Regions from separate parts of the Homo sapiens genome. Here region 1 is linked to region 2. A link is an interaction called in ENCODE POLR2A ChIA-PET data of the cell type or tissue named here. Cell type or tissue: OCI-LY7. All regions are shown on one strand. Region 1 overlaps TBC1D5 (TBC1 domain family member 5). Region 2 overlaps TBC1D5 (TBC1 domain family member 5).

The links. ChIA-PET counts read pairs that join two places held together with the same protein. Peaks named below come from ENCODE experiments on the same cell type or tissue, not always from the same donor. Only the 100,000 strongest peaks of a DNase experiment are listed, where the experiment ranks them.
Region 1: POLR2A ChIA-PET joins it to region 2 with 8 read pairs; 2 of 35 experiments call an interaction of 5 or more read pairs at or near these places.

Annotation. Positions count from the first base shown.
Region 1 is chr3:17,342,572-17,350,571 of GRCh38, forward strand. All of the region lies in intron 13 of TBC1D5 (TBC1 domain family member 5), which reads right to left. Among named protein-coding and RNA genes, the nearest start is that of PLCL2-AS1, 290 kb to the left of the region's middle. In OCI-LY7, no CTCF peak of the experiment used is centred here; no DNase peak of the experiment used is centred here.
Region 2 is chr3:17,396,007-17,404,006 of GRCh38, forward strand. TBC1D5 (TBC1 domain family member 5) reads right to left here. Exons shown (of 23, transcript NM_001349074.2): 8 at 7,175-7,242. Among named protein-coding and RNA genes, the nearest start is that of TBC1D5, 340 kb to the right of the region's middle. In OCI-LY7, no CTCF peak of the experiment used is centred here; a DNase peak (open chromatin) is centred at 3,375; H3K4me3 peaks cover 874 bases; H3K27ac peaks cover 1,260 bases.

The DNA of each region.
Region 1 (8,000 bases), 53 kb before region 2:
TAATGTCAAGGCTGACTATTAAAATAAATTTTTCCTTATTCCAAAAGCAATCTGTATATGTCTCAGGAAAGCTAGCAAACAAAAGCATAAGCAAAAGGAAGAAAAAAAGATACCCCTAATCTCATTGCCCAGAAATTATTTTGGATTATGCTTTTCCAATTTTATTTTTATGCACATATAATATATAAACAAATTTACTTTATAATAAAAATATGACCATAACACGCATATTATAATCTTTTTTCTATGTCAACAAATATTAACCACTGAAGAGTCATTTAAAGTGAATGTATACTTTTCCCTTATATGTATATACTATTACCTATTAAATTATTCCTCTATTTTTAGGCATTTAAATTTATAGAATTTTTCAGTGTATCCTCTATTTCCTTCTCCTGCCTAATTGCCCTGGCCAGAACTTCCAACACTATGTTGAATAGGAGTGGTGAGAGAGGGCATCCCTGTCTTGTGCCAGTTTTCAAAGGGAATGCTTCCAGTTTTTGCCCATTCAGTATGATATTGGCTGTGGGTTTGTCATAGATAGCTCTTATTATTTGGAGATACGTCCCATCAATACCTAATTTATTGAGAGTTTTTAGCATGAAGCGTTGTTGAATTTTGTCAAAGGCCTTTTCTGCATCTATTGAGATAATCATGTGGTTTTTGTCTTTGGTTCTGTTTATATGCTGTATTACATTTATTGATTTGCGTATATTGAACCAGCCTTGCATCCCAGGGATGAAGCCCACTTGATCATGGTGGATAAGCTTTTTGATGTGCTGCTGGATTCGGTTTGCCAGTATTTTATTGAGGATTTTCGCATCAATGTTCATCAAAGATATTGGTCTAAAATTCTCTTTTTTGGTTGTGTCTCTGCCCGGCTTTGGTATCAGGATGATGCTGGCCTCATAAAATAAGTTAGGGAGGATTCCCTCATTTTCTATTGATTGGAATAGTTTCAGAAGGAATGGTACCAGTTCCTCCTTGTACCTCTGGTAGAATTCGGCTGTGAATCCATCTGGTCCTGGACTCTTTTTGGTTGGTAAGCTATTGATTATTGCCACAATTTCAGATCCTGTTACTGGTCTATTCAGAGATTCAACTTCTTCCTGGTTTAGTCTTGGGAGAGTGTATGTGTTGAGGAATTTATCCATTTCTTCTAGATTTTCTAGTTTATTTGCGTAGAGGTGTTGGTAGTATTCTCTGATGGTAGGTTGTATTTCTGTGGGATCGGTGGTGATATCCCCTTTATCATTTTTTATTGTGTCTATTTGATTCTTCTCTCTTTTCTTCTTTATTAGTCTTGCTAGCGGTCTATCAATTTTGTTGATCCTTTCAAAAAACCAGCTCCTGGATTCATTAATTTTTTGAAGGGTTTTTTTTGTCTCTATTTCCTTCAGTTCTGCTCTGATTTTAGTTATTTCTTGCCTTCTGCTAGCTTTTGAATGTTTGCTCTTGCTTTTCTAGTTCTTTTAATTGTGATGTTAGGGTGTCAATTTTGGATCTTTCCTGCTTTCTCTTGTGGGCATTTAGTGCTATAAATTTCCCAAATTGTCCCTGTTTGCAGACGACATGATTGTATTATCTAGAAAACCCGATTGTCTCAGCCCAAAATCTCCTTAAGCTGATAAGCAACTTCAGCAAAGTCTCAGGATACAAAATCAATGTACAAAAATCACAAGCATTCTTATACACCAACAACAGACAAACAGAGAGCCAAATCATGAGTGAACTCCCATTCACAATTGCTTCAAAGAGAATAAAATACTGAGGAATCCCACTTACAAGGGATGTGAAGGATCTCTTCAAGGAGAACTACAAACCACTGCTCAATGAAATAAAAGAGGATACAAACAAATGGAAGAACATTCCATGCTCATGGGTAGGAAGAATCAATATTGTGAAAATGGCCATACTGCCCAAGGTAATTTATAGATTCAATGCCATCCCCATCAAGCTACCAATGACTTTCTTCACAGAATTGGAAAAAACTACTTTAAAGTTCATATGGTACCAAAAAAGAGCCCGCATCGCCAAGTCAATCCTAAGCCAAAAGAACGAAGCTGGAGGCATCATGCTACCTGACTTCAAACTATACTACAAGGCTACAGTAACCAAAGCAGCATGGTACTGGTACCAAAACAGAGATATAGATCAATGGAACAGAACAGAGCCCTCAGAAATAACGCCACATATCTACAACTATCTGATCTTTGACAAACCTGAGAAAAACAAGCAATGGAGAAAGGATTCTCTATTTAATAAATGGTGCTGGGAAAACTGGCTAGCCATATGTAGAAAGCTGAAACTGGATCCCTTCCTTACACCTTATACAAAAATTAATTCAAGATGGATTAAAGACTTAAACGTTAGACCTAAAACCATAAAAACCCTAGAAGAAAACCTAGGCATTACCATTCACAGGACATAGGCATGGGCAAGGACTTCATGTCTAAAACACCAAAAGCAATGGCAACAAAAGCCAAAATTGACAAATGGGATCTATTTAAACTAAAGAGCTTCTGCACAGCAAAAGAAACTACCATCAGAGTGAACAGGCAACCTACAAAATGGGAGAAAATTTTTGCAACCTACTCATCTGACAAAGGGCTAATATCCAGAATCTACAATGAACTCAAACAAATTTACAAGAAAAAAACAAACAACCCCATCAATAAGTGGGCAAAGGATATGAACAGACACTTTCCAAAAGAAGACATTTATGCAGCCAAAAGACACATGAAAAAATGCTCATCATCACTGGCCATCAGAGAAATGCAAATTAAAACCACAATGAGATACCATCTCACACCAGTTAGAATGGCAATCATTAAAAAGTCAGGAAACAACAGGTGCTGGAGAGTATGTGGAGAAATAGGAACACTTTTACACTGTTGGTGGGACGGTAAACTAGTTCAACCATTGTGGAAGTCAGTGTGGCGATTCCTCAGGGATCTAGAACTAGAAATACTATTTGACCCAGCCATCCCATTACTGAGTATATACCCAAAGGACTATAAATCATGCTGCTATAAAGACACATGCACACGTATGTTTATTGCGGCACTATTCACAATAGCAAAGACTTGGAACCAACCCAAATGTCCAACAATGATAGACTGGATTAAGAAAATGTGGCACATATACACCATGGAATACTATGCAGCCATAAAAAATGATGAGTTCATGTCCTTCGTAGGGACGGGGATGAAATTGGAAATCATCATTCTCAGCAAACTATCGCAAGGACAAAATACCAAACACCCCATATTCTCACTCATAGATGGAATTGAACAATGAGAACACATGGACACAGGAAGGGGAACATCACACTCTGGGGACTGTTGTGGGGTGGGGAGAGGGGGGAGGGATAGCATTAGGAGATATACCTAATGCTAAATGACGAGTTAATGGGTGCAGCACACCAGCATGGCACATGTATACATATGTAACTAACCTGCACATTGTGCACATGTACCCTAAAACTTAAAGTATAATAATAATAATAAAAGAATTTTTCAGTATAATACTATTGCCAAAAAATCTTTAAAGCAAAAACTCTGTAGATCATTAATTATATGGTTTTAATAAATCCCAATAATACAATTGGATGGTAAAGTTTATACATAGCTTTATGAATTTTGAAACAAACTGTGAAATTGATCCTTTCCATGAAACCTTCCAAATATGGGGTACACTGAATTATTTTGGCTTCACCTTTGCTAACCTAATAAGCAAATATGACATACCCTTGCTTTAATTAGCATGGTTTTGATTACAAAGTTAATTTTTTTTCAAATGCTTATGGGCATATACATACACATACATCTAAAACTGTCTGTACCACCTGCCCATTTTTCTATTCAGTTACTAATCCTTTTCCTATTTATTTGTAAGAAATTTTAATATATTAAGGATATTAATGCTTTGCCATATACTTGTAAACATTTTTCCTAATGTACTGTCCTTCAATTGATAATGGTTTCCCATGATATATTGAACATTTTTATTCAGTAAAACCCATCAACATCTCCTTAATGGGTTTCTTGCATTGAAATCATACATAGAAAGGTCCAGCCATACCCAAGAATACATTAATATATAGCTACATTTTTCCTAGCTTTTTAAAGCAGTTTCCTTTCACGTTTAATTCTTACATTATATGGAATTAATTTCAGCATATGGAGTGGGGTATGCATAACAGATTTATTATCCATTGTCCCAAATAGATAATAAATTATGTCAACACTATTTACTGAATATTCTATCCTTCTATACAAATTTGAAGTCACCTTTATAATATTAACACACATAAGCATGGAGACCAGATTCAATAGGTGTTCACTATTAGTATAAGCTAATTTGTATAATATACTTGAATATATGGACTTTCTATTGTGTTCTACAGAATGGCTTGCCAATTACTGTGTTAGCTGACATTGTATGTAATTCAACACCAATTAAAATTTACCTTTATTTAAATTATATACTTTTACATGTATGTTTTACAACCTAAAGTTTTGTTTCTTTGGTTTACACAGATTGCTTTTCAAGAGGGTGGTACTTGGCCCAGGAGTCAGAGATAAGGTTTTGGATGTAGATCCTTCAAGTACCAACTATGTGAATTGGATATGTTACTCAGCTTCTTGATGTCTCAGGGAACAGTATTCGTTTTTGTCTAACTCATAGTGATGCTATGAGGGCATCTGATATCAAGCACCTGAAACCACTTGTTTAATGACTATATATATTTAAGTAAATTTGGTTTAGTCTGTCTTAATTCAAAATAATCTAGTCTTTTGAAATGCTCCTCATGACACAGTCACTTATTTCAGTAGTCACCTTTAAAACTGTTCTTGTTTCCTCTCAATATAGATAATTGAGAACTAACTATAGCAATTTTTCTCAGGTACAAATTAAATTAAAAAAAATTATTGACAAGTTACCTAAAATCATAAGCCTAAATTTTTTTTCTGACATAGCAGGAGGGAAGAGTAATAATAAACATGCCTCACTTTCTTAATTTCCTGAGATGAAGCAACTGAGTTGTAAAAATATAAAAATCCCTACACTTTCTATCACTTAAAAAAAAAAATCAAAGAAAGTCTGAGCTCGGAATTTTTTGAGTTTAGATTTAAATCTAAATTATCCCTTGGGACAAGAGTAGAGGCTCATGTCTGTAATCCTAACACTTAGGTGGGAGAATCACTTGAGCCCAAGGGCTTGAGATCAGCCTGGGCAACACAGCAAGACCTCATCTCTAAAAAACAACAACAAAAAAATTAGTCAGGTGTGGAGACACATCCCTGTAATTCTTGCTACTTGGGAAGCTGACGTGGGAGGATCCCTTGAGTCCAGGAGCTGGAGGCTGCAGTGAGCTACGATCACATCACTGCACTCCAGCCTGGGTGACAGAGCGAGACCCTGTCTCTACAACATAAAAAGTCGTCCATTAGATGGAGCCCCCCCACCTCATACTTACAATATCATCTTGGACTTTAAATTCTTGGGAAGAGACAAGTAAAATTTAAAGATCATTCATCACATTTAATAGTTCCATAATTAATTTATTCCAAAATAAGTTAAATTGGACAAATAATTTCTCCTATAATTGCAATAGCATTGTGTATTTGCTGAAAATCACCTTGGAACTATCACAGCCCCATGGAATTCTTCATGTAAAAGTACAACATTGCTTTAATAAATGCCTTCACTATCAATCTTTGACCAAATCCACTGCCTGCTAATATATTAAGCAAGCGATTCTCCATTTTTAGTGTATATGCAAATCTCCTGGGCATCTTGGTAAAATGCGAATTGTCAGTGGGCTACCCTGATATGGGACCTGGGGTTCTGCATTTCCACCAAGTTTGCAGGTGACGCAGTGTTGCTGGTCCTCGCACTACACTCTGAGTAGTAAGGGATGAAGAAATGCCTTTTAAACAAAACTGGCTATAATTATCACTGGCTTTAATTTACCTCTCATACAATTCTTCTTGGCTGTCTTTTTTTCTGATTTCTCTTGCCACTTTCCACTTTAGACTCAATTTCATTCATGGGGTCAATCTACTGGCCACAGTAGTTAATCATAAAGGCTGCAGGCAAAACGCACTAAATTCTAATAATCCTTTATTAGCCGTTGTGGAGTATATGACCCATTCCTACCAGAGATACCTGCCTACTTCATCAAAGATTCACCTGGATGGCACCAGAAGAAACCTGTTCTCTTCATTCTAAGTGTATTTTTTATGAATAGCTTTGAAATAAATTTGAAATTGAAACTGAAACAAAATACCACCAAACACTAGAATCTCTAAATTCTAGACTGAGATATTTGGTTATTAGGAATAGACAATCACAGGCTGAGTAACATGGAATTTAACTACAAATTCTATCATTACCTTGCAAAACGGGTAGAGAAAAAGGTGTATTAAAACTGAGAAAAAGAAATGGGGAAAAGTAGCAGAAACTCAAATAGGTGGAGTTGAAAATGAGATTAATGGCATCTGATGGAAATTATCCAAAACTGAAAGAAATCCACTTGCTTTCTTTGGGATTCTATACATACATGAGGAATTAATAAATGTCCCACAATGTTTTATTTTTGCTTCAATTAGTCTATCAGTATATATCAGTGGTTCACAAACTTTACTGTACATCAGAATCACTTTCAGGGCATGTTAAAACATAGATTCTTAGTCGCCTCTAACACTTTCTGGTTAAGTAGGTGGGTGGGACTGAAGAGTCTGAATTTCTGACAAGCTCTCAGGTGATGGCTGGTGCTGCTGGTTCTGGGATGACACTTGAGAATCACTGGTATACATTATTCTGAAAACCAGTTGTGTGTATGATTTTTCTGTTTAAAATAACTAATTACTACTTTTTAAATATCTGGGCTTTCATTTGAGTGATACTTCTCATTTCCCATGCATTTTAAATCAGTATGGTGATTGTAACTTTCTACCTAGTACGAAATACAAGTACAAGAAGCTTACAACATTGTTCTGTTTGACTGATGTATAGCAATGCTTAAAAACTTTTTAGAGGTTGGGGTTCCTAAAAATAAATAAGGGCAGGAAGATAATCAGCAGAGAGCTGAGAGGTTCCCAAATGAAAATTATTGTTTTGTCCTTTCCATTAAATTCTTAATGTCTTCAGCTGCAGAAGAGCTCATTTCTGAGGTTCTTCTTAGCCTTATGAGTTAATCGCACCAAGAGAAGTCACTTTAACTCACATGCCTTTAGGAGTAATGATACATTTAAACGATTAAACAATTAGGAAAAAAATGCATATCTCCCTAATGAAAGCAGTTAACACACAGATCCATGGTTTATATGAGTATCACAAGTCATTTGTAAATAACATGTTCATTTTAGATATGTAAAGAGTTCTGTCATGCCCTATGAAATAAATTATATTTTATTGTTGCCCGGGTGTTTCATAACTTTTATTTATTTACTGCAAGAGTGGAGAATTAAGATAGAGTAGTTTATTTCACCAAAAGACTGACAAATGGCTCATTAGACACTTATGGAGCTGAAGCTAATCGTACAACTTTTGTTGTTGTTGTATTAATTGTCATTGCTTGCTTAGCATGCTCACACTGGTGGTCATCAGCACCCATTTTTTACCACTATCCCACAAACTACTCCCCAAAAGAAAGAAATAATGAAAAGAAAAAAATAGATAAGAAAAAAAAGGAAAACAGAACTTAAAATATGATGTGGGTTAGAGAAACGCATGGGAGGAATGACAAAGAATAAAAGTGATAGCCTTTCCCCACTGGGCCACCAATAAACATCAATCCCAAACAGCAGTCACCTCACCTAACAGCTTGAGCCAGAGTCAAAGAGCTGCTTTTTTGTTATTCAGATTAAATATCATTTACATTATATACTTTTTTATTTCACCAGAGACATAAGCTCAGAATTGATTGAATGTGTACTACCTGCATGTAATGATTTCTCCTTTTTTACAATCATGTGCTAACGTTGCTCAGT
Region 2 (8,000 bases):
AGCATTATTTTTCATATTCCTGAAAATCTGTTTTCCCCCCTCTTTAATATTTAAGAAACACACACAGGTTGCCGACAACTCTTAGAGAGCGGCTTGTGTTGTAGTTTTCACTTTCTCGGCTGTGAACAAGTGCATATGTGAGGGCTGGTCGTGCATGCACAAGCATGTACTTTGCCTGCATTAAATAAAATCACAACACAACACCAAGTACATCCACTCATTCATGTGTGCCTGCAGTCCACCTCGAGGAGACTGAAAATATAAATACAAGCTGCTATTTTGGTGTGATCACAGGAATATGGCAGCTTGTATTTTTTTTTTCTCTTTAACATTTTAACACTGGGCAGATTGTCGGCATTAACACACACCAAAATCAATTCTGCTCTGAAATTGCTTGTAAAATCCTTCTTCCCAGAGGAATTTGTTTTTTATTTCAATAAAAAATGGGCTTGGAGGAAACTGTGTAGGAGATACCGACATTTAGGACATCTTAACTTTGTAAAGTGTGACATCAATGGACCAAATTACTGGGAGTATTTCTTTTTCAAAATAGGAACTGAGAAAGAGGATCTTTAAATTAAAAAAAAAAATCAATAAATTACTCAGTAAAATAACTTTCGAATATGCTTAACATAGAAAAAAATTCAAAACTAATCTAGTTTCCATCCACATACTACAATGTAACATAATAACTACATTTGACCAAAAATTCAGGAAAGATTTACTGTAAAAATTCATGTCATTTTCTAAAGGTGAGAGAAAAGAAATAAAAGTAAATGTTTCACAGAGGCCATATCTAAAAGTTCAACATGAATAAAAAGCAAAATGTAGACATTTACATTACATATTACACAAAAATAAAACAATAATGAATTATCATTCCAATTTTAATATTTGTGCTGCTGGGGCGAGCATAATAATGAATTATCTATACAGCACTGTCCAAAGAACTTTCTGTAAGAATGGAAGTATCCTCTGTAAGAGTTGTCCAGTACAGTATATACAGTAGCCATTATCAGCTATAGCTACTGTGATGACTAAAATTTTTAATTTTATTTAAATTTATATTTAAACAGCCACATATGCCTGGTATCTACCAAACAGTACAGCACATATCTATAATTTTTAAAAAAGAATTTAAAGAATTTTTTTTTACTTCCCTACCTGCTCCTTTTCTCTTGCAAGCAATTATTAATGAATCCAGAAAATATCAAATAAGGTGTGTTTTAATTGAGGAGACAAAGTTTGCTTGCAAAATATCAAATTATAAGACTTAAAAAACTGAGAAGACAAAATTTGCTTAAATAGATTATGTTTGAAGCATGGCATACATATACACTATAAACAAAAGGAAACATTAAGATGAGAAAGTTACTTTTTTTTAAGACAGGATCTCACTCTTTTACCCAGGCTGGAGTGCACTGGCATGACCACAGCTTACTGCAGTCTCAACCTCCTGGGATCAAGAGATCCCCCAACTGCAGCCTGCCAAGTAGATGGGACTACAGGTGTGTGCCACCATGTCTGGCTAATGGCTAATTTCTGTGTTTTCTGTGGAGACGGTTTTGCCATGTTGCCCAGGCTGGTCTCAAATTCCTGGGCTCAAGTGATCCTCCTGCCTTGGCCTCCCAGAGTGCTGGGATTGAAGGCATGAGCCAACACACCTGGCCCAAGAAAGCTGCATCTTTAAAAACTCACCATGGAGATACAAGTAAGAAAAAGAATAATTAAATTATGAATGAGCTACCTAAAATGTTAACTACAATAACTAGAAATACAAAAGATCAAATATTGAAGATGATAACAGCATATCAATAGGCAATCAGATAAACTTTTAAATATGGTCAAAGTTACAATTATAAAAGTCAGTTAAAGAAATTTAATCATTTAATTCAAGAGAGGGAAAACACATTTGAAGAAAAGATGAGACTATTTGGCAATAGCTTATAAATATGTTAATCTGCAAATGATGTTATAGATGCTGCATATATATTTTTAGAATAGACCTTGATAGACCAAATAACATACTTCTTTGGCATCTAATATGGAAATGATATTTTATCGTGAACTCACTATTTCCACCATTTTAAATAATACTGAATTTCTTTTAATGTTACAGCTTTTGAAACATGGCAACATTTGTTCAGAATAGACAATTCAAGTTCTAAATTAGAATGCTGTAAATGGAAATTCCTTGATTTACCTTTTGATTATCAGTTTTTTCAGTAATAAAAATGGGAATAGTAACAACCTCATTAGGTTAAGATAAAGAACAATTAATTGAAATGATTGCAAAACGCTTTGAGGCAAAAAAGGGTGACATAAAGGAATATTAAAATTGGCTGAAGAGGAAGATAATATTTAATACAGTGACGTATCCAGATCAAATAAATTAAATAATGATGGCAGAATCACAGCTCATGAAATCAAATTATCTTGTTTAAACTCATACTAGAAAGTTGATAATATTATTTTTTGAAGTGTGCTTATGTCTGTGAAAATTTAAAGATGTTTGAGATAATTACTAAAATTGAACAACACTGATCATCAGTGATAAGATTCACAATCAATGATCATTTATTAAGCATCAACTTGGTGATAACCAGTGAGACAAAAACAAGACTAGGTCCATGCCTTCAAAGGGTTTACTACTAGGTTTGAAAGGTAAGATCTGGGCTAACACAAGAGCTCTTGTACATACTGCTTCTCTTAATGACACCAATAATCCTGCATTGTAATTTTTTTTTCCTGTTTTCTCTGTAAGCTTCTTAAGGGTCCATATCACATTTATCTTGGCATCTCTAGTGCCTGGTACACTAAGGAGATCAATATAAATGTATTGAATACACTGACAGATGGACCTAAATAAATAAAAGACCAAACAAAATTAAATAATATTAAAAAGTTATTAAGAAAATTCTATAGAACACAGACTAGGCACAAATGATTTCCAATTGCCAAGACTGGAAAATGTTTCATAAACTTGGGTGATGAACTCAGGCCTTGAATGGTTAGCTGTTAGGAATCTAACAGGAAGCAGAGGGAAGCAGCATTCCAGCAGAGGAGAGCATGAAAGATTCCAAAACATTGAAAATGGAAAGCACAAAACCTGTTCATTGAATAATGCCAGAAGCACTTGTCTAAAAGGGAACTGGGTATGTATTAGAGAAACTGAGTAAGTCCATTCTTCTTCAGGGCACAGGGAGTCATAGAAAGTTCTGGATTAGGCAAATAGAGTGATTATAAATCTGCTTTGAGTAGAGTGATTAGGCTGTTAACACATGGAATGGACTGGAAGTGGAAAAACACTAGATCCCAAGAAAACAATTAAACAAGTAAGTGACTGTGGGCAGGAGGTAAAAAGGATCTGAAACAGAGCAGTAAAAACGGAACAGAAACTTATGAATGTGAGAAAACTACACATAATGATCCCCTAATTTGTATTTTGAAACATAAAATACATATCCCCAACCCATCTACCTACTCCTGTCTTTATTACTACATTTTTAGTCTAATAAATCGCTAACATTACCTAACTTGAAATACTCCAATAGACTCCTAGTTGCTTTTCCAGCTTCCATTCTTACATCCACCTTTGCCCCACTGCACAGCAGCCATAATTATCTTTGTAGGTATCATGCCACTGCTCAATGTCCTCCAAAAGCTTCCTATTGCAATCAGAATAAATCTTTACTTTTTACTGTGGTCTACAAGACTGTCCTGGCCTTTGCTCTCCTCTCAGATTTCCTTCTCTAAAGCACTTGCTCTAGCCGAACTGACTTCTTTTTGCTCCTCTAAACACTGAGCTCATTTTCATTGAGAAACTAACCTTGCCCTAGCTACTCCCTCTGTCTACATGTTCTTGCCCTAGTTCTTCAGATGTCTGGCCTTTAAATTTTTTCACATCTCAGCTCAAATGTCATCTTCTCAAAGATGTCTTCTCCAATCACTATTCCTAAAGTAGCCATCCCACTGGCTACTCTCCTTCTAGCTATCTAGTTACTCTGCCTTATTTCTTCAGAAAAATGATCACCCTCTGTAATTATTCTCTTTATCTATACATGCTTACTGTCTCACCACTCTCCCCGACACCACACTAAAATATACAACCTGTGATGGCAGCATCCTATCTGTGTTATTCACCACTCCACTCTGTCCCCCACAGTGCAAAGGGCAATTATGGAACATAGCGATGCTCCATAAATATACATTTTTTCAAAAATTCTTATCACAAAGCTAGAAAACAAGTAACACTTTATAACCTTATCTGGGCTGTACTTCTTTTATATTATTAGGAAATTCCTCATAGACTGAAATGAAAATCATATATTTTAGATCATATAGTACCTTATAAAGATGTAAACTAAATTTATACAAGCTATTCAGCTTTTACAATTAAATAATTTGGTGGACTTAAAATAAGACTAACCGCCTTACCTCACAAGCTAAGTATTTGCCAGAAAATTTATATAGAAATGACAAGGAGACTTAATCTAAATGTGGAGAGAGCCATGGGAGAGTCTTCAAGAGAATAAGATATGGAACCCTCCTGTGATGGTTAATATTGAGTGTCAACTTGATTGGACTGAGGGATGCAAAGTATTGTTCCTGGGTGTGTCTGTGAGGGTGTTGCCAAAGGAGATTAAAATTTGAGTCAGTGGACTCAGAGAGGCAGCCCCATCCTCACTCTGGATGGGCACCATCTAATCAGCTGCCAGTGTGGCTAGAATAAAGCAGGCAGAAGAAGGTGGAAAGAGCAGGCTTGCTGAATCTTCCAGCCTTCATCTTTCTCCCACGGTGGATGCTTCCTGCCCTCGAACATCAGACTCCAAGTTCTTCAGGTTTTGGACTCTTGGACTTACACCAGCAGTTTGCCAGGGGCTCTTGGGGCCTTCAGCCATAGACTGAAGGCTGCACTGTCGGCTTCCCTACTTTTAAGGTGTTGGGACTCGGACTGGCTTCCTTGCTTGTCAGCTTGCAGATGGCCTATTGTGGGACTTCACCATGATCATGTGAGTCAATACTCCTTAATAAACTCCCCTTTATATATACATCTTTCCTAACAGTTCTGTCCCTCTAGAGAACGCTAATACATTTCCCTACTATTCTATCAACTATAGGGCCTCCTAGCTACCTTCTTTGGGTCACTGGTTTGCCATTTTAATTAAAATCAACTAGTAGAGATACATTTTAAGAAAAACACTGTATGTGTGTGTACATACACACACACACATGTATGTGTATAATATACATATATATGTATGTGTATAATACACATATATATGTATGTGTATAATACACATATATATGTATGTGTATAATATACATATATGTATAATATACATATATATGTATGTGTATAATATACATATGTATATGTATATGTATATGTATATATGTATCTGTGTATATATCTTGCATTTTTGTAAGAAAAAAACAGAAAATATAGAAGTTTTCAAGAACTAACACTTTCTTACATAACAAAGCAGAAATGTTCGAACTACGTAACTAAAATGATGAAAAAATTCCCAGTATCACTGCCTGTTTGGTGTGGCTATCAGAGGTTTATTTTCCCCCTTTCTTGTTTGCTATTTCTTTAAGTCAATCTGGCCCCCATGGCCTCTGACTCTGTGACTCGGCACCAGCGCTGTGGCCCCTTCATTTACATTTGATAACTGTAGAGAGATTAATTATAATCCTGCTCATTAGACAGATCAATCTGAAGTTGGCAAGTTTTTAAATATAACTACCTAGCATTTTTAAAAAGGGATGCCTTTACAGTTTAGTTAACAATATATACTGCACATTTTGTTTTTAAAAGGCCTGTTTACTACCACTGATTAACTATATACTTACTGAGGCAACTCCTTCTTTTGTTTTATTCAAATATTTACTGAGTACCAGGACTCCTGTGTGCTAATACAATGGTGCTCTACTTTCTGCACCTATATACTAGGGAGACCAAGCACTATCACCCATACCTCTGAGAGTAGCTTCCCTAACTGGGTTACTCCTGAGTTAACTGGATAACTCAAGCTAACCAAAATCATCCCAAACTTCCCACCCCATACCCTATTACCACTGCCAATTACCTGTGGTTTCATTTACTCTAAACCTGTGATTCCTCTGAATTATTTTCATTTTAAAGAAATTGTATTTGTTAAATATGTACTACAAACTTAGTAGTAGTTCATGTCATCTTATTATTCAGTATTTATAACTTGCAAAGAAATGAATATCAGAGAGCGAGAGGCCTTGACATTATAATAGATTTAGCAGGAATTGAACTAGGAGTGGAGCACACAGGCAAAGCTGCAGAAGTACTTGGAAGAAGCCACCAGAGATACTCACGATTCTGCACATACCTGGCTAATCCCAGATCCTAAGGATTACATTAAGTTTACTAACATTTATATAATGATTTATAGTTTAAAGTATAAACTTATCTAATTTACTATTCTGACAGATATTAATTAATCCTCAAATATCATAAGAGATGATTACTATTATCCCCATTTAACACAAGAGGAAACTGAGAGGGAAAGATGTTGAAGTAATTTTCCCACAATTACAGCATCCGTTAGTTACGACTCTATGATCTTCTGACACAAATTCCATTTACTCCTCACCCTATGACTCAGTCGAATATATCAAAGTTATGGACATTATGCTAAGTAACAAATTACCCTTTTATATAGTAAATACTGAGTAGATTGAGAGAAGAAATTGTTTGCAAACCTGAATAGCTTCAAGAAGAAGAGAAGTGAGGATAAGAATAACAGTTGTCATTTAACAAGTTTTAACAAGTAACTTGGTTAGAAAGGGATTCAAATGCATAAAGCAAGGGATAAATTTTTCTGGCAACAAGACTATACAATATAACCTTAAATATGACTTCAAATAATTGTTGGAACTTGATAAAACTAATTAAATATTATTGAAGATTATCAATATTATAAATGTAATTTACTTTTAAAAAGGGAACATAGAAATGTGTATCATTAGAGTAGAAAACAATCCTTATTATCACAATTTGTCAAAACAAGTTTGTTATTAACACAAGTAGAATACTGCATTCAATTAAGTTGACTGCAGATTTTGTGTTTTGTTAAAATTAGAAAGAGATAACAACAATTTGAATTATTGAAAGTAACATGTAAATAGTTCTACATACGTTCTTTTGACATCTTGTTCAATCATTGATCGAAGTTCTTTATCTTGGAAGAATTTGTTCCAAAGACTCTGAAATAAGGAAAACAATCTATTATATAGTCTCACACCTTTGTTTTACTTTTAGTGATTTCAATTTAATAATGTAAATGGTTAAAATTTATTCTTCTCTGAGATCATTTCACATTGCAGATAGAAAACCTGAGACTGGGGTAATTTTTATTAAAATCTAATTTAATCTCAGAAACACATCTTTATTCTAACATCAATTTTTCCAGTTTGATATTATCATATAAAGTCAGCCTTCCTCATCTGCAGGTTCCACAACAAAAATCCAACCAACTGTGGATCAAAAATATTGGGAAAAAATTAAAAATAGCAATACAACAATAAAAAAATACAAATCAGAAAAACAGCACAGTATAACAACTTTATTTAGCATTTACAATCTATTAGGTATTATAAGTAATCTAGAGATTATTTAAAGTATACAAGAGGATGTACACAGGTTATATGGAAATACTTATGCCATTTTATATAAGAAACTTCATCATCTGCAGATTGTAGTGCCCATGAGGGGCCTGGAACCAATCCCCTGTGAATAATGAGAAACTAGTATATATTCTCAAAATTTTTATTATCTATATAAAGTGAACAATACTTTTCACTGCCATATGCTACTGCTACTACCCCTGTAACAACAGAAAGGTGCTTGGATTACAGCAGGACTCATAGGCCAACTGTCCGCAGCTTGAACCTGACCTGAATTCCCAATGCACTAAGAAAGACGGGTTAAGTTTTTCTACAGAACTTGGTTTTATAATCCAGTA